3 separate regions of the Mus musculus genome follow, and all the other regions are linked to region 2. A link is a loop called in an ENCODE intact Hi-C map of the cell type or tissue named here. Cell type or tissue: heart. All regions are shown on one strand.

Region 1 (8,000 bases), 58 kb after region 2:
AAGCCCCCTCCAGGGAGAGCGTTGAGCAACTCTCGAGGCTGGCTGATATCCAGCCCTTGGCTAATATCCAGCCAGGACTGGGGAATGACCGGATTGTTCAGAAGTTGACACGTTGGCTCAGAGGTTCACAGCTTGTTGTGGGGAATGGCCTTTATACAATGTCTGAGAACAATGGAGTGGGCTGGCACCCCGGGAAGTTCATAATTGGCTTTGGGAAACACTTCAAGAATGACTTCTCTTCTCTAGGCCAGTATCATTTTGAAAGTCAGAAATCTCTGGTGCAAACAGAAATCCTGGTTGAAGTAAATAAAGCATTTGGATGAAAAGAAATGTGTGAATTCATGGAGCTTGAAATTAGTAGTAGATGGGCCTTGGCTGCAGATCTTGGGTCAAATCCCAGCTTAGCGCTTACTGGAAGGTTGGTCCCGAGCAAACCTGAGCTCCTCGGCTGGGCCATGGGGACGGCCTGCCTATCTCACAGAGCTACAGAACAGCTCCTCTCCCCCCCACCCCGCCCCTACCCAGCCTTGCACATTCTCAGGGGAGCCTCTGGAAGGCCCTCACACATCACCCTAGGAGCTGCCATCTGCTCCATGAGAAGTGAGCAGAGGAAGGGGACAGACAGACAAGGGATGACTTACACTTTCAGTAAGAGTCACAGTGTCCCAGAAATCAAAGGAGGGACTACTTTCTTCAGAGGGACAGAACTCAGGCTGTAGGCTCAAAGCTGCCAGGAAACAGAAATGCAGGTCCAAAAGACCACAGTGAGAACCAGCCTTCTGCTACGTCAGCTCCAGAGGAAGAAAGGATGGGTGGGAGGAGGGAGGAGGGAGGAGGGAGGAGGGAGGAGGGAGGAGGGAGGAGGGAGGAGGGAGCGTTGCTCCTGTCATTGCATCACAATCTCAGCTCCAGCCTCCCAACAGTACTCTAAGGCTCAGACAGGTACAGGACATTACCCCATGTCACACAACACATGAACTGAAGAGTCCCGTGTAAGCCCCGGATCTTAGCCCATCTATGCAAATGTCTAATTTCAAGATGAGATAGTAACACACCTCTTCTCTGGGTCTGAGACAGACAGAGAGCATCATCCCAGGATGCCAGCATCATGCACACCACTCTTCAGAGTGACAGGAATACTCAGGACAGACAGACCCTACAGCCTCATTCAAAAATTTTATCTTCTCTGAGTTCAAGACCTCGAGTGCTCACTCATGGTTACATTCGGGCTTAGCATAGTCCTCTCCAGACACCTCTATGTCATCTGTTCTTGGCAGCCAGGGGGTTCTTTTTTTTTTTAAGTACAAATTATTCAACATGGCACATAGTGCCTGTCCAACTATAAATGTGTTCACACATGGCATCGTTGAGTAGGCCAAACCTCCATTCCTACCTCTTGGCTTTTGCTCACATTGTTCCTTCTGCTAAGATGCCCCTCTGCCTTCTTCCAGTAGAAAAATTCATGCCCACATCCCATTTCTTCTCAGAGCCTGTTCTGAAGATAAGGATATGTTCCCAAAAGGCCACTCAAGAAGGGAAAGAAAACACATGTTCTGGCCAGAGCACAGTGAGCATGTGACCAAGAACCAATCTCCTCTCCTCTCCCCAGGCTCGGTGCTTCTTACCTATAAGCCAGTGCTAAGATTCCTTATCTCCTACACTTTGGGTGATGATTAAGTGCGGGGAGTGAGGGGGACGGGGACTATAAAAGGTCTCTACAGATTTCAGACTCTTTCAGAACATTATTTGTGGTCAGTGATCAAATTGCCATAGACTGACAAAAAATTTGCTTACATGTCTGGGTGTGGCAGTGCACATCTGTAATCCCAGCACTTGGGAGATGGAGACAGGAAGATCAAGAATTCAAGGTTGCCATGGTTATATGACGGAAAGATCCTTTCTCAATAGTCTTCATGGATATTCAAATATTCAATCCCACAGTTTCTGATGGGTCACATGTTCTTTCCTGAACAAGTCCCTATGGACAGGAAGTTATGGCAATGACTGCCAGGCTCAGGACTCACTGCTGGCCGTGCACTGGGGTTTAGAGAACACTCTACCGGAAATAAATGAACCAGTGTGTGTGAATGAGCAGAGCAAGATCAGGTGTAACCCTTCTCTCAGCTAACCGTCAATCACACATACTTTTATTTATACACAGAATAATGCCTTCCCATCTCTTCTCCTCCCCCAAACTGAATCAAGCAAAGACTGGTGATTACCTATTTATGAATATCTGAATTCTTTATATTCTCTTCCTTCAAAGTTAGTTGTAGTCTTTATTTGTAGTCTTTAGTTTCTGTCTACAATGAGCTATGATTCCACACTGACAGAAAGAGAATTGAGTCACTGTAACCATTCAAACTTGAAGGAACCAGGAAAGGAAGACAACACCGGCACATAACGTTAACCAGCTCTTCTGATGAACAGAGATCAGAGTCTCCCAGTCCTGGTCAAGGAAGGAATTATTTGGATGGAGTGACAGACCTCTTACTCCAAGGATGTCCACATGCTAATCCCTAGACTGTGACTACATTAGAATAAAAGAGGAATTCAGATCACTGACGGGGCAAAGCTTCAGTAACTCTCTATTTTCTTTCTTTCTTTCTTTCTTTCTTTTTTTTTTTTTTTTTTTTTTTTTAGGTTTTTCGAGACAGGGTTTCTCTGTGTAGCCCTGGCTGTCCTGGAACTCACTCTGTAGACCAGGCTGGCCTCGACCTCAGAAATCCGCCTGCCTCTGCCTCCCAAGTGTTAGGATTAAAGGCGTGCGCCACCACGCCCGGCTAACTCTCCATTTTCAATGAAATACCCGTGGCTGAGTAGCTAAGCAGGAGAAGAGAGTTCTTTAGCTCTCGGTTTTAAAGGGCAGACATCCAAACAGCTCTCTGGATGCATCACCTCCTTAGTGGCGGAAGATGCCACGCGGTGGGACACTTGTGAAAAGGCGAGATCGCGTGGCCAGACACAAGGCCAGAGAAAGGAAAGGCAGTAATAACCTTGTGGTGGCTAATCGTCAGTCAGCTTGACTGAATACAACGTCATTGTGAAAATACACATCTGTTATGTGTTTCCAGAAAGGCTTAACTGAGGATGGAAAACCCACCCTGAATAGGGGTATCTCCATCCTGTGGGCTAGAGAGCTGGACTAGGTGTTGGCATTTAGTCTAGGCTCTGTCCCACAGTTGCCTGGCAACAGCCAGGTGTGTCTGACTCTCTATAGAAGGGGCTGCTTGCCCCCTCCTCTCCCTCTTGCTCCTGCTCTGTCCCCCAGCTCCTGCTTCCCCCTCCCCATTTCCCTCCCCCCTTCTCCATGTGTTCGTGGCTGGCCTCTACTCTCTACTTACTCTCTCTCTCTCTCTCTCTCTCTCTCTGCCTTTCTCTGTCTCTTCTCCCTCAACTCCCCTCCCCATGCCCTGAATAAACTCTATTCATGCGGCTGGTCCCTCGGGGGAAGGGATGCCTCAGCATGGCCCCCGCAGAGCCACCCCCTTTCCCTACACCTGACTGCACATCCACCAAGCACATTCCTTATCTCTCTATCTTTTTATAAAACACAACACTGGGTAAAAAGGATAAAGCAGGCTAAGAACAATCACTCATGGCTCAGTTCCTGATTGCAGGCACAATGTGTTTCATACTTCTGCTGCTATGCCTTCTCCACTAGGACCGACTATACCTTCAAACTATAAGCCAAGATAAATCACTTTAGTCAATTGTTTTGACATAGTAACTAATAAGAGACCTCTTACAGGCTCTACCTCTTAGAGGTCTATCTGTAGTCAGACTTTGGCAACTTTGTGGCTTCTTATTTCTGCTGCCCTTCTCCATCCTTTTTCTAGCCCTTCAATCCCCTAACACTACCTAGGAGAGAGAAAAGGATAGGGGGTGGGGAGGAAAGGAGCGGCATTTTTTTTTCTTTTTCGAGACAGGGTTTCTCTGTATAGCCCTGGCTGTCCTGGAACTCACTTTGTAGACCAGGCTGGCCTCGAACTCAGAAATCCACCTGCCTCTGCCTCCCAAGTGCTGGGATTAAAGGCATGCGCCACCGTGCCCGGCTGGGAGCAGCATTATTGTTAGACTACTTTCTGTTGATTAGGGGCATCAAGTTCCTTGGGCCAAGTTTGATCTTTGCTGTCGGGATATCTAAGTTCTTCTTTTTCTTCTTTGAGCACAACTACTTAGCAAATTGCCGCCCACAGCAACCAACCAATGACCCATCACTACCACCACCCAATGACCCACCCTCTCCGGGCCTTAGCATTTCAATATCCTCTCAAAAGTCCCCAGACTTCCAAACACCACACAATTGCAGAAACTATCTGCAGCTGGCAAAATCATGTACCACTAGAGCACAGGGCAAATTATAGTCAGCTGCTGCGGACCGTCTGAAGTAGCCCCACATACCACACATGAGGTTAAAACGAAAACATATTCCCATAATACTTCTGTGTTTTCAAAGAAACCAAAATTCTCACTACATTTATTTTTTTAAATTTATCTGTGTTAAGTATTCGTATGTGCACATGCATATGTGTGCACACAGATGCACATGTCACAATGCATGTGTGGAAGTTGGATGACGGCTTGCGATAGTTCTCTCTTTCTAAAGTGTGGGAACGACTGAGCTGGTAAAGGCCTGCCACACAAGTCCCAGCATCCATATAATACCAAAGCACTGTGATCCAGATCTGTAACCTCAGGGCAGACAGAGATAGCTCAAGTTTTGGAACTCACTGGCCAGGTCCCCTAACCTAGTCAGTGAGCTCCAATGTTCAATGAAAATCCTTGTCTCAAAAAACAGAAAGAAAGATAAGGGAAGGCATTCCATGTTAACCTGCGACCTCCACACCCACAAACACATATACAAAGATGCCAGTGGCTGCCAATTTGCCCAAAGTCAACCAACTAGAGAAAGAGGAGGCCAAGATGCCAACCTTCACCTGCCTGTCTTCAGACAGTGTTTTATCCTCAGGGCATATACTTGCCCAGCAGGGGGCACTCGTGCCCACACGCCAACAAGGCTGAAGGCTTCCTGGTGGGACAGCCCAGAGGACAGTGGCTGGAATGTGGGGCCCTGGCTGTGCTGGGCTGTCCTGGGGGATGAGCTCTTCCTATCCAGACCTTGACTGCTACTCGCCTCCGATTTCTAGCTGGCTCAAGGTAGTATGGCTCTCAGCTGCATCAGTCTACACTGGTGGAGCAATGCAAGACTTTGTCTCAAGATTTATTCTTCTCTCTGTTGTCACCTCCACTCTCATCTGATCTGAGGGTGTCCCCGGAGTGTTACAGGGGAGGAAAGGCCGGGGGCCCCCAATTCCTTCCTGACAGATGTGAAATGGGTCAGGGGCCATCGGGGAGGTAAAGGGATCTCTAAAAATGCTTGTGCAGTTTGGGGTGGAGTAGGGCTCTGAGTGTGCACCCCAGGGACTATCCCAGCTCGCTGACAAGCAAAAGCAGCTCCCTCCCTCTTTCCCAATGTATGCAACCCACTCAGAGGCCCAGGCCACATCGCTGGCTGAGTGGGAACAACCAAGGGTCCCAGACCACAACATTTAAACACAGAGCCTAGGCTGCCCCAGGAAAACATCTAGTCTAATCTCTTCATTGGTCCAAAGAAGGGAGTTGGCTTGTCTTGGGCCACAGAGTCAAGCCAGGACTACTGCCTGATTTCGCCTTAGCTTTCTGGGAGTAAAATCCAGGCTTGTGGAGAAGCTAGAATGAGGTGCAGCTTGCCAAGCAAACTTGAGTGAGAACTAACAGCCCTCATGCATCAGGCTCACTATGTGCAGGACCCAGGACCCACTGTGTGACAGGCCTCAGGAAGAAACTGAAACCCTACAAGGGAACTTTTAGAGAGATGTGTGTGGCTGTATATATATGGACAAGGGGCTTGAGCTGTGCGTTTAAGACTGGCGGGCTTTTCTCTGCCAGTTTTATACCTTAATCTGTTTAAATGCTGGGAATCAGAGGCTCAGAGAAGTCAATGGACTCTCTCAATACCACACAGTGGAGAGTGGCTAAGCTCAGCCTTTAACTATCTGGCTGCAAAGTCCCCGGCTGCACCTCTCCACACAAGACTGTTGTTGTACATCAGCATTTCAGCGACTCTGACCCATACACTATTCCAATTTGCAGCACCTAGGCCCAAAGGAGTGAGTGGCTGAGAGGTCTAGGAGGCCCCAGAGGGAGGCTAAGGGGATCTAGATGTAGGACATTCATGGGCCTCCCAGCTGGCCCCTGTGTGGTATACAACCTGAAGATCTATAAGCATTCCCACACTCCGGGATGTAGGGCAAATCAAACCCAACCTCTGTGCCTTCTCTACCCTCCCTGCATCCCCTGCAGCAACTCTCCCCCCCCCCCCCAGCCTCTCTCCCCTGCAGTTCCCTGCCTGGCCTCTTTGCTTCTACTTTATAGGCTGGGCAGACAGGTCCTCAGGGGCCACCTGCCTGGGGCTGTCTGAGCTCCCTGTGTGGGATGTGTACAGAGCCAGCTTTCGAGTGGGGGCAATGGTCCTTGAAAAACCCAAAAGCATTCCTTGTCAATGTGACGTGACGGCAAGGATCAGTGGGAAAGGGTGGGAGGGAGGATTGGGTCATGGGAGAGAGCAAAGTCTAGCAGAAGCCCCTCCCATTGCCCAGCACCTAGTTGGGTAAAGCCTATCTGCACAGCTTGGCTCCTGAACCTGCTGAAGGTCAGGTGAAGCCAGGGACTATCAGAAAGCCCTAGTAACTTGCCCAGGGCACACAGCAACACTGAAGGTCCACTGAGCATGAGAGCCAGCTCCATCTGAGGCCTCCTTCACCACACTGTCCAGCCCTTTTCTAGCTCATACTGGGGCACAGGGGCGGGGGAAGGCTCAAGGAGGCAGGCAGCCCACCTGTCAAGCGCACCGAGGCACTGGGATGTTGGCAGGAGTGACTGAGATGTCTTCTGCTGGGCGGGGTCATGGTCTGCAGACACTACAGCCTGTTGGCCCTGTGAACAGGACTAGGAGGCCCACCTGGGCCAGGTGGGGCCGAGCTAAGGCCCATGCCCTGGATGTAAGGGGATCTCAGCAGAGCCAGAGAGATGGCAGCAGGCTGGACTCTCCTGCTTCCCAGCCCTGCTGAAATGGGAGTGTTGTAAAATGTGGTTCTCTGAGCAAAACAGCTGCCATCTTCCTCAATCAGCTGTGCCAGCTTGCAATCTGCCACGAAGAGCCAACTTGGTGCCTGTTGACATTCCCTCAGAGAGGGAGTAGAGAGTCACTGGGTCTTTGCCTGACAATCCAGCCTCTCCTATCAGCCACTTATATGCCCTTCTGCCCTAATTGCACATGGCCTCAAGGTCTTGAGAGTAGCAAGACTACACAGGCTGGGGTGTCTGATAGGGAGTGCAACATCTATGTAGCCTTGGAGAACCCATCATCCATGCTGGGTGTGGATTTTCCAGGGTGGCTGCTTTGGGGTCACTGATGCGTTACAAGTAAGCCTAATAGACACTTTGGTTCCCTCTGGTGAGCTTTAGTAGAATCGTTTGGTTGTTCATCTGGTTGTTGGGGCCTTACAAGGAGGAAGCAGACATAGTTGACATCTCCCCAAGGAAGAATTCTTGAGTCAGGGGCACATAGTCTGTCTAAACCTCCTTTGTGGCTGGAGAAGACTGAGAGACTCCACATCAAGGAGAGCCTTCCTCAGGCCATTTGCACATCAGAGAGCAATCAAGAGTGGAGACAAGCATGGTAACTTTGGAGTCACCTTCCTGGGTTCAAATCTCAGCTACGCAAACTCGGCCATGGACGCAAGCCCATGTTACAGACGTGGACAGAATGATCACTGCAGAGAGTGGGTGAGATTCTCCAGTGTGAACATCTCTAGCACGTTAGGGTCAGGCTGGGACATCGACTAGTTGTCTTCCCATAGAGCTTAGTGCTTAGAGAAGGACACCTGCCTGACACTGCTCCTGACAGCCCTGGCCAGCCCGGCCTCAGTCTTCCATTATAAGTGTTCAGTGTTCGA
Region 2 (8,000 bases):
GCAATGCTTAAGGTTCTCAGTGTATCACCAGGATCACCAGGCAGTCAGATTTCGACCCTGCTCCCCAATCCCTGATCCCACCTGTTTAGCTTGTCTGTCCCAGAAGCCCACCAGGTGGGCACCTCAGGCCACCAACTCACATCTGGTTTCAGTTCTTGTGTCAAATGTCCCTTTCATCTCCAGGTCACTTTCCAAGCCTGCACACATGGTCCCCAGGACTGCCCCAGGACAGCTGGCCCTGACGAGTCCCTACCCCCACTGCACAACTGTCCCGGGACTTCCTTCTACCAACAGCCCAACCCAAAGGTCTGCTCTACTCCTCATTGGCTATGAAACTCTGCTAAAGATCCTCCAAGGTGTTCCTTTCCTCTGCTGGGCAGAGGGGCTCAGGAAAGCAGAACACACAACACAGATTGGGAGACTGAAAAGAAGCCGTATGTATGTCAAAAATAGCACCCGGCACCCAGCAAGGCTGCATCTGTGTGCACAAGTGCCTATGCCTGCTCCCACTCTTCCCCCCACGGGCAGGGGGCTGAACCCAGGGCCTCGCACATGCTGGGCTGTACTCCCAACCCTTATCATTATTTTTAAATGTTAAGGCAGAGTCTCACCACGTGGCTCTGGCTGGCTTTGAATGAACCTGTACCTTGGCTAGGCACTGAACTTGCAATCCTCCTGCCTCAGCCCCTTCAGTAGCTGAGATTACCAGCCTCTGCCACCAAGCTTGGCTATACTATTCTTAAGCTTTGCTTCTCCCAGGCCCTCTATTTTCCAGCTGCAGTAATAGTTCAACCATTATCAAGGGTTAGCCTCGTAAGCCCTCTGCTTGGGTTCCTCTGATCTCACAGCCACAGGGCCAGCATGTGACCTTGTGGCCGCTACTTACCATCTCTATACCTTAACTTCCTTATTGTGAAGCAACGAAAAGTCAGTCTGTCACCTATCTCATGGAGTGTTAACAAATCAGATAGAGGCCTGCAGCTCTCAGAGCTGTGTAATAGGACACCCTGTGGTCCCTGCTCCCTGCAGGGGACAGGGGATGCTCCTGCCCCCATACTTCTGTCCTTGTTCTTCCTCCAGCCTGGGACACCTGCTTCACATTCCATCTCTGCCCGTCAAGTCCTCCCTGGGGGATGTCTTGAGTGCAGACTCTGAGCTGTGCCCATGTGTGTCAAGGCTTAGACGTAGTAGAGCAAAACTGGGTGTTGCTCTCAGCCGGCCTCGTACCCCACCCCATCCCCAGCACACGCCAGCTTGGGACTGTGTGTGTCACATGAATCCTTAGAACCTCAGGACGCCCTTTGTAGGGCAGATAAAGAGAGATGAGAGTTGTGTCCCCAGGACTCTATAAACAAAACAAGTCACCCAAGCTTGGTGCTAGGCCATGAAGGCCCCTGTAGCTCTCAGCAACCCCTTCCTTCTCTTCACCTCATCCCCTGGTCTGTAAAGCAATGGCTGAAGGGGCTTCTCTCACTGACTTGTGCCCAGCCCAATAAGCAAGAGTGCCTGACAGCAGCAGGAGGAGGTTCGAAGGAGCCTGGCCCAGGACAGACCCCCTTTCTTGTAAACCAGAAGTACAAGAAGATGGGATTTCCCTCCCGAATTATTTAATCAAGAACTCAGCACCAGAAAAGGCTGGACCAGGAACCTCCAGTTTTCCAGAGGTTCAGTGTGTTGCAGTAATTCCTTCTTCAAAGCGAATTCCTGGACCGACCCTCTTCAGTGCCCATAATCTATCAATCCCTTGTTTGATCTGCAGGCTCCCTAACCATGACCTGAGCAAGGCAGACACATTCCTGTTCTTGACTCTCCCACTCCGGGCACTGTACTCTGAGAGTGTCCTCCATATCTCCTACCTGCCAAACTCCTCACTTGTGCAGCCAAAAGTGGCAGCCTCTAGAAAATCTCTGTAACCCTCATGGGTGACCCAACCAGGCTGCCCTCCTCCGAGCCCCGGAGCCTCCACTCTTACAACCCCTGGAAAGTTATTTACAGCCCGGGCTTATCTCTCCCAGCCCAGGGACAGATCCTTCAGGAAGGGGCTGCCTTTCCCCATATCCCACTCCTTTCACACTGCCTACGGCAGCCACCACAGGAGGAACTAGCACTGCACGAGGAAACCAGGAAAATTGCCCCCAGCGACCATTTATCCTTCCAGGACATCCCTTAGCTTCGGACCTTCAGCAGCTCTTTAGGGAGTCTCCAATCAGATCCCAAGGAGCCGGTACTAACTATCCTTCTGACAGACCGAGTACTCGGAGGCCCCAGAAGGTGACACTTCCCCCAAGGTCCCCAGGTGGAAGGGGTCAAAACTCTCTTAGCAGACCTCCTGGAGGCTGACAGGCCATGATCCCGAACTGGACCCTGTGTCCTGAACTGAGCAGACTCTCTCTGAGTTGTGCCACTTGGAGAGGATGTTTCCCTAGTCCCTCACTGGCCTTTGAGCAACCCTGGCCTGGATGAGAAAATCCGCTCACCCACTTCGCAAGCCCGCGGAGGGTAAGAACAGCATATCACAGAAGAAGTCGCCGAGCTAAGAACGGCTCGCCCACGACGCCCAAGCCAACTTAGCCTCGCAGATTTTGGTGGGCTCACCCAACCTCTCCAGCTTCTCGCCCAATGGCCCATTGGAGTGAAAACGGAGTCCTACTTACAGCCACTTGATGCCATAGCACACGCCGGTGTGGAGCGCCAAGGCAAAGAGCAGAGCCTCGCAGACCTGCGGCCGCGCCCTCATCGTCGCGCGCGCCCGGCGCTCCCGGGGGTCGCACCCTGCAGGAGCCGCACCGAACTCCGCCGCCTGCAGGCCACCGCTGCTGTTCCTGCGCGCACGCCGCCTGCAATCACGGAGAACAGGGCGGCGGGTTAAGGCGGCGCGCGGGCTGGGAGGCGTTTTATTCAAATTACAAAGGAGGGGTCGGGCCGGGGAGGCTGAGCGAGGAAGGAGTCCGCTCTCTCCCCGAACCGCCCGAGACCCGCCGGCGTCAGGCTCGGATTAGGTGAGACCCTAGCGCGGCCGAGGGCGTGTCGCCCAGGGCAGATCAGGGTTGAGCGGCCCAGGAAGGACAGGGTGAAGCAGATAGGAGGTTCTCGGGAGACCCAGCAGAGAGTCTGGAGAGGACCGCAAGGAGGAGACCCCACCACCAGCAGCAGCGCGAAAACCAACTGACGTAGCGACCGCAAGGAGAGGAACTGATCCGGAATATGATTTAGGCTCCTATACTAATCCACGATATCGATTATTAGTTATTGCAGCTTTAATGAGTCTACAGTTTATTCATCTGCGAATGGGGTGATCTGAGCAGAATTCTCCTTTTACAGAGAACAGTCTCCCAGTGTAGCCAGCCATCTTTACTCCTCTCAGACCTGTGATGGGTATTGTCACTCCATCCATCTCAGATGAGGAAACCGAGGCCCAGAGATGTGGAAACATCTGTTCAGTTAGTTGTTAGGCTGTTCAGTTAGTGAGCACCCGTCTGGTGCTGGGCTGTTGAGCTATTTTGTCTACCTGTGCCGGGTAAGCTAAGGGCAGGGAGAACACAGAAGACGGTGCTATTTCTGGGCACCTACTTTCCAGTAAGGGAAGGGGAAACTGCAAAAATGGGGTGGAGGTGGGTGCTCTTTACACACTGAGGCATCTCCAGCGCCTGAAGAGCTACTTCAGACTTGCCACTTCAGTGCCTCGGTCCGGACGAGGCAGCGCCAAAGCTCCCTAGCAGAGCAGGGAAGCTCCAGGCCTGCAAGAGGTTGATTCTGGGACCGCCAGGCGGCGAGCTAGGGCCGCGGAGGAGCCGCCACCCCGCCCGCTTGCAGCCTGCGGAGCTGCTTTCTGAGGCTTGACTCCCTTCTCATCATTCTCACCTCATTAACTCCCTTCCAGGCTTCTCCCAAATTTACCAACACCTGGCATTCGCCCCGAGTCATACACAGCCCCTCTCCTCTCTGGAGCAGCAAGGACAAAGGGATTCCTTCCAAAAGGGTCTACAGAGTCTGAGGAAGGAGGTGCCAGACTTGGGGGGGGGGGGGTCTCTGGAACAGGGAAGAGCGGTTCTCATCTGGCTCTGTGAGTTTGGGCAATTCCTCAACCACCCCAGCCTAAGTTTTCCCTTTTATTAAAAAGCAAAGACCTGGACTCCAGCTTTCTGATCTTCGTCTGATCTTCTCTCTGTATCCGCTATTATTATACATACCTGTGTAGCCTATGCACGCCTGTGTGTTTCAAATGTACAGGCTTGAACACACACACACACACACACACACACACACACACACGTTTGAAACGTCATAGTTTTCTGGGGCCTTCTGGCAGAATCCAGAGGAATTCAAGCAGAAAACCTTGAATTACCCCCCCCCCTTCACAGAGTCCCCCAAGTCTGAAATGCTTGGCACAAACACGACTCCAAGCTGGGGTCTCAACGGGATTTTTGGTGCAGTCCGAATCTTCCTCTTACCTCTTCCGTATCCAGATCTTTCCCTCCCTGTTGGAAGTTTGCACACTTCCCCCAAATCAGAAAAATGTCTGCAGGATCAGATCGCAGAGGAGGGGGGGGGCCTCAAAACACCAGTCATTGTCTCTTTGTTCCCACTTAAAGTGTGGGATCCCCGAAGGCACCCAGAGTTTCTAAGTGGGAAGGGATCGCTAAGTCGCAGAAGGAATCTCAAGGACTTACACCGGGGTATCAATATACGACTCCCAGTGAGAGGAAGGGTGGCCCAAACCGCACAGCAGTCGGTCGGGGACCCAGGCCTCCAGCTATTCCCTGCTCTTCCCAGCAGCTCCAGAGGCCCTAGACTTCTCCTTCCGTCACCCCGGCGCGTTGCTTAAAAGGCACCTTGGTCTCTGGGTACTGATATTATTCTCGTCCTACCTAAGAAGGTCCAGGACAGCCTTGGGAGCCGCTGTGTCACCCTCACCTTGCGCCCAGAGGGTCAGAGCGCATTCGTCGCTCGAAGTCCCCGGTCCGCCAGGGGGAGCTAAGCCTGGGTTCAAAGAAATATCTGCCCCGGCCTCACACAGTGGGACTTCGGGCTCTACTGTTCGCGTCTTGGATGAAGCGCAGAGTGACTTCCCTCTTGGCCTTGGTTATCCCTTAAGACTTGTTTTCGTTATCCCTGAACTAACTACGCAACCTCTTGCTTCAGACTGGGCGCCCAGCCTGCAATGGGAACAGTCTCATAGTGGGCCCGCGGGAAAAAAAAAAAGCAGTGCTTATAGAGAAAGAGAGAGCAAATCTTTCTTCCTCTCCTTGGACACTTAGTCTAAGCTACCCAGCTTGCAGCAGTCTGAAGAATGAGCCTCCCAGAGCTGTGCAAACGTCGGACACTACGGACACTGTGGCCCAGCCACGGGCCGCCAACAGGTGATCTTAAGGCTTGGAGCCTTGGAGAGCTTTAGAAACTTTACTTTAGATAACCTTCCCGCTCAGGCTAACCGGCGAGGATTGGCCGAGCCTCTCCCACCCCCGGTGTGCTATGCTGGCTCCAGCTTTGGTGCTGTGCGCCGGGACAATGTCCGCAATTGACCGACTATAATGACCAAATGGGCTGCTCCAAGAGGCTGGCCGCGCAGCACTCAAAACAAAAAGGGTGCGACAGGGACGCCGAGCGACAGCTTCAAGGTTACCTGCGAGGTTGCGTGAGACCTGACTTTAAGCTCAGCGGAGAGGCTGTCAGGATCTTCTATGTTGTTCCAGGTCACCGCGGAGACGCAGTGTTTGAAAAGTGGATAGGGAGAGTGCGGAACTCCTGCCACCCGCTGGAGCGGAATCCTGTGTTCCCAAAGACTGTAAGGGACACGGAGGCAATTCAGTGCCACGGGTGGAAGGTACCGGGCTGGTGGATGTAAGCCAGATGTTCGGAGCGCTCCAGATGTGTCACAGGGCGGGGGCAGGACTCTCCTCCCTATCCCCAGCCCCCAACCTGGAGCTGAGGTCGGTAAACAAACTCGCCCCCCTTCCCAGCTGCCTCTAGGAGCCCTTCTCACCTCTCGGAGCTATCCCCCCCCTGCTCTGGCAGGAGCTAGGGACTTCTCGGCTTTTGTCCCCCTCTCTTGCCTCCTCACACACACCCTCTGTCGCGGGATCCAAATCCCCCCACCCCCGGGATGGCTCGGGCGTGACCTCATCAACCCGCAGACTGCGAGGGAGGGGACCGAGTCCTGGGATGGGAGACAGGACGGAAGAACCTGAAGGGGGAGAACTGAAGGAACCATACAACCCACCCCATCCTTCACACACACACACACACACACACACACACACACACACACACACACCAGGCCCCTAGTCCCAGGGTCGTCCGGGAAGTTGCGTTCCCCCAAGAGGAGTTACTCGAAATGCTGCGGAGGAGAGAGGTGAGGAAAGGAGAGCGACGAAAGCCACTTTGGTTTGCTTCTCCGGGAGTGGGTGTCCTATCAATAAGGGGGTCTCTAGGGCTCAGTCGCCTCCCTCCCTACCCAGTGGGTTCCTGATTAACATTAGCCACGGCCACTGCTCACCTTTGGGACGCTCTCCCGGCGCGCCCAGCCTGCCCCTGCAACCTCGGCCGCCCCCAGGAGTTGCGAGTGCGGTCCCCCGCCGGCGGGAGCGGCGAGGATAGCTTCTTCCAGACGCAGCTCAGCAGGGAGCCGGGGATCCTGGCAACTCGGGCGCGGACGCCAAGGCGGTCAGTTGTGCTCGGCTCTCCGGCCTGCGCCCGCGGATCTCCGGAGCTCTCTCCTCGCCCGGCACGATCTGCGGCGCCCGCCGGCCCAAGCGTTTTATAAGGCGCGGACCGTCGCTTTGATCCGCCCACGTCAGCGCGCCGAATCCCCACCCGGTGGCTCGCGCGGGGCGGGGCGGGGTCCCCATGACGCCTCGGACCCGCGGCGCCCGCCCGGCGCTCCGGGACACTTTGCACCCTATTGCTGTACGGAAGGGAATTTGCTCGCCACGGTTAGTGTTGAAAGCATGCCTGTTGAGTGCCAGCGGCGCGCCGGGCGCAGGGACGGCCCACCTCCGAAGCTAGTAATGATCAGCAAAGAGCCTGAACTAGCCAGAGGGTCTGACCTAAATGCGGAGGACAGCTTTACTAAATGCGTTTGCCCCTTACATGCTTCAGGAGTTGGGAGGTCTTGAGCCCTGAGCTTCTGCTGTGGTCCTACAAGCTTCACTGGGCCATCTTTCTAGGCATCTCAGAGGGGCGCTCACCTCTAAGAGGTGCAAGGGCTCTGGTATGAGAAGAGCATCAAAAAGTGCCTCCAAGTAGGCTGTGGTTGCAGGGGACTCTTGTGGGCGAACCCAGCGGGCAGTAGGGGCTCTCTCAGTCCCAACAGAGGACCAGGTTTCAGAAGCTAACCAGCACTGGTGAAGACTTCCCCTGAGTGTAGTCCTGTTTATGAGTTGATCCTGCTCCCACCCCCTACCCCTCAATTGCTCTTCCTTGACTAGAACCGAGGCCAGCCTTATTTCCCTCGGTTTCTAACCAAGTGTTGTGGTTCTACCAGTTTCTGTCTTCTTCATTCTAGGGTTTTCGACATCTGAATGTGCTCAGGGTTTATCTAGCTCACTAGTAGAAAGGAAACCGGAGGCAAGAAGGGGCTTCCCTGGGATCTCCCAAGCTGTCTGCTACCCTCCCCCCACTCTTCGTAGCTGCTATTGAAGTGCTCACAAGCTCCCCCCAATACATACACACACACATAGACAGGAGGGAGGGAGAAAGAGAGAGAGAGAGAGAGAGAGAGAGAGAGAGAGAGAGAGAGAGAGAGAGAGAACCACAATCCATCCACAATGGCCACCAGCCCTCTTGCACATGAGGCTGGGACATATCATCACAATGGTTATAAACACACTATCAAGGGATATCTGTATATATCACATGTCCATAAACCCAGTAGCACGTAGGTGTGCAGTAGTCATATATATATATATATATATATATATATATATATATATATATATATATAATTAGATTGCTACACAACACATAGACTACCCACAAATAGTTCACTCACAAACATACAA
Region 3 (8,000 bases), 95 kb after region 2:
AGCCCCACCTTCCAGGGCAGGGTGGGGGTAGATAGAGGAACCCCCATCCTGAGAGCTAAGTAGTTGCCTCTCCAAGTAGCTAGGCCCCATTGGTTGCAACAAGAAGCTGTGATCAGGGCCTTGTGGGAGCCACCAGGGAAACCTCCCAGAGAGGATGACCTCATCAGATGGTGTGATGCTGGCTGGCAGCAGGTGGGCACTATGTTGGGTGGCACCAAACTGACATCTCTCTTCCCCAGCAATCCTACAATGTCCTTCTCCATAGATCCCCCTGAAGATGCTCAGTTAGAGGGAGGAGGATACACTCGAGGAGGGCTCCCAGCACGGGTTACACGCTCACCCTGGGGAGAGGATAGATTAGCTACCACTGAGACCCACGCTGCACTAAGGACACACTGACAGGCGCTCCCGAAAGGGCCCGAGTAACAGGCTTGGGAGAATGGGAAGCAGCAGAGGGGCAAGGAATCAGACCTGCCTTCTGACCTGGCTCCCTGTGGACCCTCTCTGTGCCTCCTCCTCCTGCAGATCACCCAGGGCTTCCAGGTGTGTCCAACCTTTTGATGTTGCAACATGATGCTGTCACCTATGAAGTTCACACACAAGAACTCGATGTTTTAAAGAACTTTATGGTGTTGTGTTGGGTTGCACGCAAAGCTGTCTTTGAGGTATGCACCCCACAAGCTACAGTCTGGACATACCCTTTAGCTTTAGATACTGAGGGCCACCGTCTTACACGCGTTCTCGCGACCGGCCAGGAAAGACGCAACAAACCAGAATCTTCTGCGGCAAAACTTTATTGCTTACATCTTCAGGAGCAAGAGTGCAAGCCCCAAGCCCCTTGCTTACATCTTTAGGAGCCAGAGCGCCAGAGCGCCAGAGCGCCAGAGCGCCAGAGCGCCAGAGCGCCAGAGCGCAGAGCAAGAGCTCTATTGTTTACATCTTTAGGAGCAAGAGAGCAAGCCCCCAAAGCCCAAGCCCAAAACGAAAGCGAAACCCCGTCCCTCTTAAGGAGAGTTATCCTTCGCCTAGGACGTATCACTCCCTGATTGGCTGCAGCCCATGGCCGAGTTGTAGTCACGGGGAAGGCAGAGCACATGGGGTGGAGAACTACCTTTGGCACATGCGCAGATTATTTGTTTACCACTTAGAACACAGCTGTCAGCGCCATCTTGTAACGGCGAATGTGGGGGCGGCTTCCCACAACACCGTACCTCTAGCTTCTCATAGCTCAGGACTACAGGGACACTGAACCTAGAGTCGCCATGGGAAACTCCAGACTACCAGTCTCCTAATTGGTAGCTAAAGGACCAGAGTCACATCCTGAGCTGAGGGTCCTCCTATCACTTATTCCAAGACCCAGAAGCCTGAGTCCACTCTGGCAGCCTCTACTCTCTCCTGTGCCTGTGTTGAGCTTCTCAGAAGTAAATTGCTCCAGCCTGTTGCTGTGTCCTGCCTGTTCTATGCAGGGGCAGCTAAATCACCAATTCCCTCCTTGCCTTGTGGCACCAGTCGTCTCACTGCAGGGCTTCTTGGAAAGATCTCAGACCAAGAACATCCCAGCCCCTGGACCTTGCCAGTTCCCTGGCCTCTAGCTGGCTGTAGGTCCCTTATCAGTGTCATCAATGCCCGGGTCTGCCAAGGTGCCTGCCTGCCTCTAAACAATGGGGCTCACAGAAAAGGAGAGAACCTCACTTTTTTAAAAATTATTTTTATTTCTGATTTTGTGTATGTTGGTACATGCTGGTAGTTATGTACATGTGAGTACAGGTGTTCACAGGGCTAGTCATTCCCGAGGTGAAAGCAGTCATGAGCTACTTAATGTGGGTGCTGGGAAGCCAACCTGGGTCCTCTAGGAGAACAATGTAAGTTCTTAACTGATGGGCCATCTTTCCAGCCTCAGACCTCACCTCTTGAAGGCACTCTGCTGCAGGAACCTCGGCTAGCCACCAGAGCTCCATACCATCCCTGTAAACCCCAGGATGACCCACTGAGCTCCGGATCCCTTCAGTCATGTTCCCTGGCTTTGCAGTACTTGGCAGTGTGTGGAGCCCACTTCCATCACACATTGCTTTGTGGTACCAGTGAGATCATGCTCTCCTGGGGGTGAGTCTTCATTTCAGGAAAGCCAAGACAATAATTCCATTCTGATCTCACCAGATTGCCAGAGGCTGCATGGGAACACAGGGGCACAGAGCCTGGCCGGGTAGGCGGTGTCAAGGTGTTCCTAGGACGCTGCTCATCCAACATGGCTGCGCTGAGCCCTGTGACAGTGAATGGGGGTGAACTAGATGTCAGAGCTCTGAGTGCTCTGGCAGAGGAGACAGGTAGGGCACTCAGGTACACAGTGTGTCACAGGCCGAGGAGGACCCAAGGCAGCCCCCACTAAGTCACAGGTGCTGAGCAGCAGTTTGACTGTAGGACAATGCTGTGAGCATATCAGTGATGGGGGGAGACATGGGGACAAGCATGACCAGGCCAGGGGACCTAGGCAGATTTGCATGCTAAGAGGACGTGGGTATCTGTCACGGACCCTCCTGAGAGGCTGAAAACCTATGGGTGACCTGGTCAAGAAAAGATTTTAGCAAAAGAGGTTGATGGCTGGATCAATAGTAAAAATGTCCTCCTGGGGGTGGGGGAAGGACTTTGATTAACAGTTATGGAAAAGACCTACAGTTGGGGGAGAGGTGTGTAGGAAGTTCTGTCCTAGCCTGGCAGATGGTGAGGAAAGGAATGGAGAGATGGTGGCAAACCGACTTAGGAGGAAGGGACTGGGTGATAGAGGAGCTCCCTGTCTGGTACACTAGAACCTTCCTATTCTACTAACCTATCCAGTAACTCAGGCCAGCCCCTTCCTCTCTGGACCTTGTTTCCCCATCTGGGAAATAGGAGCTAGGGCCAGAAGAGCCCAGAGGCCCAGCCCCAAGCTCATACCACTGTCCTCAAGAGGCTTTAAAGTACTGGCCTTTCATGCTTCAGGAGTGGGGGCATTCACCTCCCCCTGGTCCCCACAATCCATCCTTTCTCAAAGTACGGGCTCTGGAGTTAGAGGGCCTCACCCACCCTCAGGTGAGGGCAGGTAACCTAGTCCAGTAGACTGCATGTACAGAGCTACAGCGCCACCTACTGCCCATCTGGAAAAGCCCACCAGGTTCAGGCTTTTGGACCCAAATCCCTGTGGACTGAAGCACATCTGGCCCCTCCTCAGCCCAGGCCTCTAGGAGGACTCTGAGCACATCAGCTCTTTCCAGGAGCACACGGTGTGGGAAAGCATCACCTCCCCTTGCTTCCTCCAGGGATGAGCCTCCATTCTGTTCAGTTCATTCTCTCTGGCCCCACAGCCAGTCTATGTGGAAAAGCCCACTCCTTCTCTGATTTCCCACTGCTGCTACCTTGGCCCCAGGCACTGGGTCTCATTCTTGTCAAGTGAAGACTGGAGAGCCCAGCTTCTCTAGTAGTTTTTCCAAGGCCACAAACTGGTCGGCTCTTTCCAGCGTGCTGCCCTCCAAACTCAGTATTTCAATGATGCACAGTGACACACATCTGTCAGAGGCCACCTCTTGGTCTTTGCATATGCTGCCCTTTGAATTCTTTGTCTTTCAAAACTTTCCTTAACTGTTTTCAAAAAAGCCTACCCACCCATTGGGCCTGCACACCCCACACTGTGCAGTATGGATACCAGGGCTTCTGGTGGTCGGGACAGAAGGTGCACTGAAAAGCTGCCCCCCCCCCACACACACACATCCCTACAAGCCCAAGAACATCTACTGGCTGCTTCAGGGGCTGGAGGAGAGGGTGTGGAGGATTCAAGACCTCAGGAAGCACCTTGCACCCTGGTACCCCACTGTCCTCAGTGGGAGATGGGGCGTCTCAGTGGATTGTGGAGGTGACCCTGAGCCCCCCTCCAAGTCTTACTGATCCTCAACCTGGAAGTGAAGAGCCCCCATCCTCATCACATGCCATGCTGACCTGTGCTGACTGACCATGATTGCTTGTGGTGGCAGGGGAGGATTGTGGGGGGGGGGCATTGTGCGGGCAGCCTTTTAGGAAGGCAGGTATGCACTCCTCTGTGTAGGTGGCTGGGCAGAGGCACTTCCACTTGAGTCCAGTTACTGTGCTCACTTCCCAGTTGGGAAACTGAAGCATCCCAAGGCCAGAGAGAAGGGCCTGCTCTATTCACTTCGCCTTTGGCAGCGCTGTAGGCTGAGGGGTAGCTCACACTTAGATGAGCACAACGGATAGCCAATACACACACAAACGCGTGTTCAGCATCTGTAACTGTCAGGAAAATACAGATCAAAACTACAAGGAGAATCCGTCTCACCTCAGGACAGCTATCATCAAGAAAGCAACTAAGAAAGAGCACAGGCATGGGGTGAGAGGAGCTCTTACATCAGAGGTTCTCAACCTGTGGGTCGAGAAGGAGTCACATGTCAATATCCTGTATATCCTGTACATAACGACTCATAACAGCAGCAAAATCACAGTTATGGAGTAGCAACGAAATATTTTATGGCAGGGGTGGGGTCCCCACAACACGAGGGAGTGTATTAAAGGGTCACAGCGTTAGGAAGGTTGGGAACCACTGTATACACTGCTGATGGGATTGTAAATGATTGTAGCCACTACGGAAGTCAGTATGGAGGTTCCTGGAAAAACTAAAAAGAACTGTCATGTGCTCCAGCTGTGCTTCTCCTGGGTAAACACTCAAAGGGACTGAAGGCCAGCATGTAATTAAAATTCCTTCACATCTGTGTTTACAGTGACACTAGTAACAACAAGCAAATCCTGGGGTTGGCCTCTTATAGATGAATGCGTGAAGACACCGTGAGCAGATGAGCACAGGGTTATTCTTGTTCAGTTGTACCTGCAGGAAAAACGATGGACCTGGGAATCATTATGACATGCAGAATAACCAAGCGCAAAGACAAGCACTGTGTCTTCTTTTGTATCCAGGATCTAGAAAATGCAGCATAAATGTAGATGGGGACCATGAGAGAAGAGGGGACGAGCCTGGGGGAGGAGCGTAAGAAAATAGTCAAGAGTGAGGTACCACAGGTGCACACATGAAGTTCATTGTGTCACAATGAACCCATTGCTTTACAGGCCAAGGCCAGCTGCAGTGGAGGCTGTGGAAGTAGCTCTAAGTTCATGAACTGCTTGCTCAGCATGCATGAGGCCCTGGGTTTGATCCCCAGCACCAGGTGAAAGCAGGCATAATGACACAGTCCTGTAATCCTAGCAATCAGGGGGTAGAGACAAGAGGATCAAGAGTTTAAGGTCATCTACAAGTCAGAGGCCAGCCTGGGCTATATGAGACCCCCGTCTCAAAGCTAAATTATAATGAAAGAGAAAAGGTAATCACGGGGGCGGGGGGGTGTGGGGGTGTGGGGACAGTTGCCAACACAGAGATTCCAGGCCATCTCCTAGAGACTAAGACAAGCAGGCAGCCCATGCTCCACATACATGTTGAATGCATTAGGAAGTTCCCTGGGCTGATGAGATGATAAAACTAGACCAGACAGGGTGGGGATGCGAAGGGCTGGGCTTAGAAGGGAAGGGTTTGAATCCAGGAGCAGAGTTCTGCAGCTGGGAAGTTAACCTCTGCGTTCTGGTTTCCTCTTGCCTCAAAGAGAGATGCTGTCCAGCTCCTGTAATATCAGAGATCTGATGAAAGTGCCTTGCAAATTTCTCCCCAACTCTCATTATTATTCCAGTCATTGCTGGTTCTCTATGAGAGAAGCCAGGCTGAGGGTGGGTGATAGGCTCAGCAGTCAGTCCCTCCTGTAACACCACCCTGAGCCAATCTCAGGGAATGAAGATCCCCCTCTTCCTCTGAGCCACACCCACCCCCTTCTCCTCCCCCTTCCCAAATCTGTAGGCTTTCCCTGGGTCTAGGCTGACTTAGTACACGTGCCATTTTCTCACCAGAACGTGTAACTTCTTCCTCCAGGGTACCTCAAAGTCAGCAATGACAGAGGGCCTAGAGGGAGGAGACAGCCCTGAGCTCAAATTTCTCTCAGAGCTGTGGGATCTTGGTCTGTGGATCAACTTCCTGAGCCCTGTAGCTCAGAAATGTGTAAATGAGCTGACATCTGCAAGGGACTGTAACATCTGCCACTGGGTTGGCCCAATCAGGTCAGGCCACCCGGGAGTTTGAGCTTGGGAGACAGGAAGGCATCACAAGAAGTGGATTTGGACTTGGGCATTCACGGGGGTGGGGGTGGGGTAAGGTGGAGTGGAAAGTTTCCTACCCCTCCCCCAAGGTCTGGCCACACTTTGTTGATGTTTATAAACGGGCAGTAAATAATCCTTGCACAGACTGTGTTATTGCTTTTCCTTTAAAAACTGAAGTGAGGTAAATTGCCCTGTGGTCTTTTCTGAAATCAATTAAATCAACACAAAGGGATTTATCAAAACATTGGCAAGCAGACCCATAGGACCAGGGATGGTCGGTGGCTGAGTCCCAGACAGGCAAGAAAGGGGAGGAAAGCAGTTCAGGGCACACTGGAAACCCTTGGATGCTTCTGGAATCTGCTGTGCTGGTACTTCTGGAACTGGGCAGGAGCTAACGACACAAAGACTGCATGGAAATCTATTTAAGAAACAGATTCCTGGGCTGCAGAGGTGGCTCAGTGGTTAAGAGCACTTTCTGTTCTTGCAGAGGATCAGGGTTCAGTTCTGGGCACCCACATGGTGGTTCATAAGTGTCTATAACTTCCATTCCGGGAGATTGGATGCCTTCCTCTGAACTCCGTGGGTACCACGCATGAACGTAGCACACATACATACATGCAGGGGAAGCACTCACGTACATAAAATAAAAATAAATATGTGTTAACGTTGGAAGGGGTAGATTCCAAGTTTTCCCATGCCACCCCTCTGCACAATAGCAACAAATGGTCCAGGAGGAATTGACACAAGAGCTCAGGCAGGAGCTTTTCTCTTCATCAGTCTTTGAAGTGCCTCAACCAGATCCTGCATGCAACTCTATTCTGTTCCCAGAGAACCAAGCCTGTGCTGTAGTGTTCCATTCTTAGACACAAGCACAGAGATGAGCAGGCACTTGGGGACACCCCCAGTGGGAGAGTCAAAGGTTTTAAAGGATAAAAGGCAAAGTAACATCAAAATCCCAGGGAGAACTAAAAAGGAATCTAGATAAGGGAGTCGACATGAAGCAGGCTTCAAACAGAAAAGAGTAATTAGTGCTCTAAAAATCGAGGTATTATAGTCATTGAACAAGAATGGGATGCTACAAAACAAGAACTCTTGGGCGTTAAATATAAAATAGCAAAAAGGGGGAATTAAGAAGAACAATTGGAAGAAAGTTTGGAGGAAAACAGAGCAGAATGATGAAGAGAAACCAGAAGAGAGGGGATAATGAGGATGTAAGGGGATTCAGCCCAGATAGCCAGAGCAATGGAAGGCTAGTCGGAAACACTGACGGTCAACAAGACAGGAGCTTATGATGGAAGCCGCCCCAGGTCAGCAAGGATGGCTCACCAGGTAAGGGCGCTTGCCTGAGCCTGATTCAATTCTTTGGAAGGCTACTGAAAGGTGCTATCCTTTGAGCCAGACTGCTTCCATCTTTGTTAAATTAGCTGTGCTTGCTTGTGAGAGAGTTCAGCACAATCTGGCCTGTGGAGATTCCCTCTGGGAAAGAGTTGGTGGGGTCAGTGGATCATCCTATGAGTACCAGCCATTCTTCCCAGCCCTCTATATGCCATTCAGCCCTAATTGAACATGACCTTTTGCTGCAGTATATAGGCTCAAAACTCTAGGGGAAGAAGACTCCACATATGTTGCTATGGGAACAATCAGGGTGACTGCTTTGGAGTCATCCACTCTCCTATAAGCAGCTCCTCATCTGTGCATGCCCTGGAAATAAGCCCCATAAACTCATTGGTTCCCCAGCATGAGCTTCAGTGAAATAAAGTTTTTGTTCATCATTAGAATCGTAGAGGGAGGGAGACATAGTTTATGTCTTCCTCCAAGGAAGGATT

The links. Peaks named below come from ENCODE experiments on the same cell type or tissue, not always from the same donor. Only the 100,000 strongest peaks of a DNase experiment are listed, where the experiment ranks them.
Region 1: it touches region 2 in a loop (4-fold over the local background); 9 of 42 quality-filtered maps call a loop at or near these places.
Region 3: it touches region 2 in a loop (5-fold over the local background); 33 of 42 quality-filtered maps call a loop at or near these places.

What each region holds. Positions count from the first base shown.
Region 1 is chr7:98,776,145-98,784,144 of GRCm38, reverse strand. No RefSeq gene overlaps it. Among named protein-coding and RNA genes, the nearest start is that of Gm33720, 17 kb to the right of the region's middle. In heart, a CTCF peak has its summit at 4,990 (motif pointing right); DNase peaks (open chromatin) are centred at 74, 554 and 4,994; H3K27ac peaks cover 1,567 bases.
Region 2 is chr7:98,833,845-98,841,844 of GRCm38, reverse strand. Wnt11 (wingless-type MMTV integration site family, member 11) reads right to left here and starts at 3,000. Exons shown (of 5, transcript NM_009519.2): 1 at 2,655-3,000. The coding sequence starts at 2,737. It overlaps Gm33770 (a long non-coding RNA gene), which reads left to right and starts at 5,750. Exons shown (of 3, transcript XR_378356.3): 1 at 5,750-5,930. In heart, CTCF peaks have their summits at 2,804 (motif pointing left), 3,759, 4,749 and 4,965 (motif pointing right); DNase peaks (open chromatin) are centred at 3,774, 5,094, 5,964, 6,824 and 1 weaker place; H3K4me3 peaks cover 7,183 bases; H3K27ac peaks cover 5,211 bases; H3K27me3 peaks cover 1,798 bases.
Region 3 is chr7:98,738,660-98,746,659 of GRCm38, reverse strand. No RefSeq gene overlaps it. Among named protein-coding and RNA genes, the nearest start is that of Gm19656, 16 kb to the right of the region's middle. In heart, a CTCF peak has its summit at 3,128 (motif pointing left); a DNase peak (open chromatin) is centred at 3,059; H3K27me3 peaks cover 1,609 bases.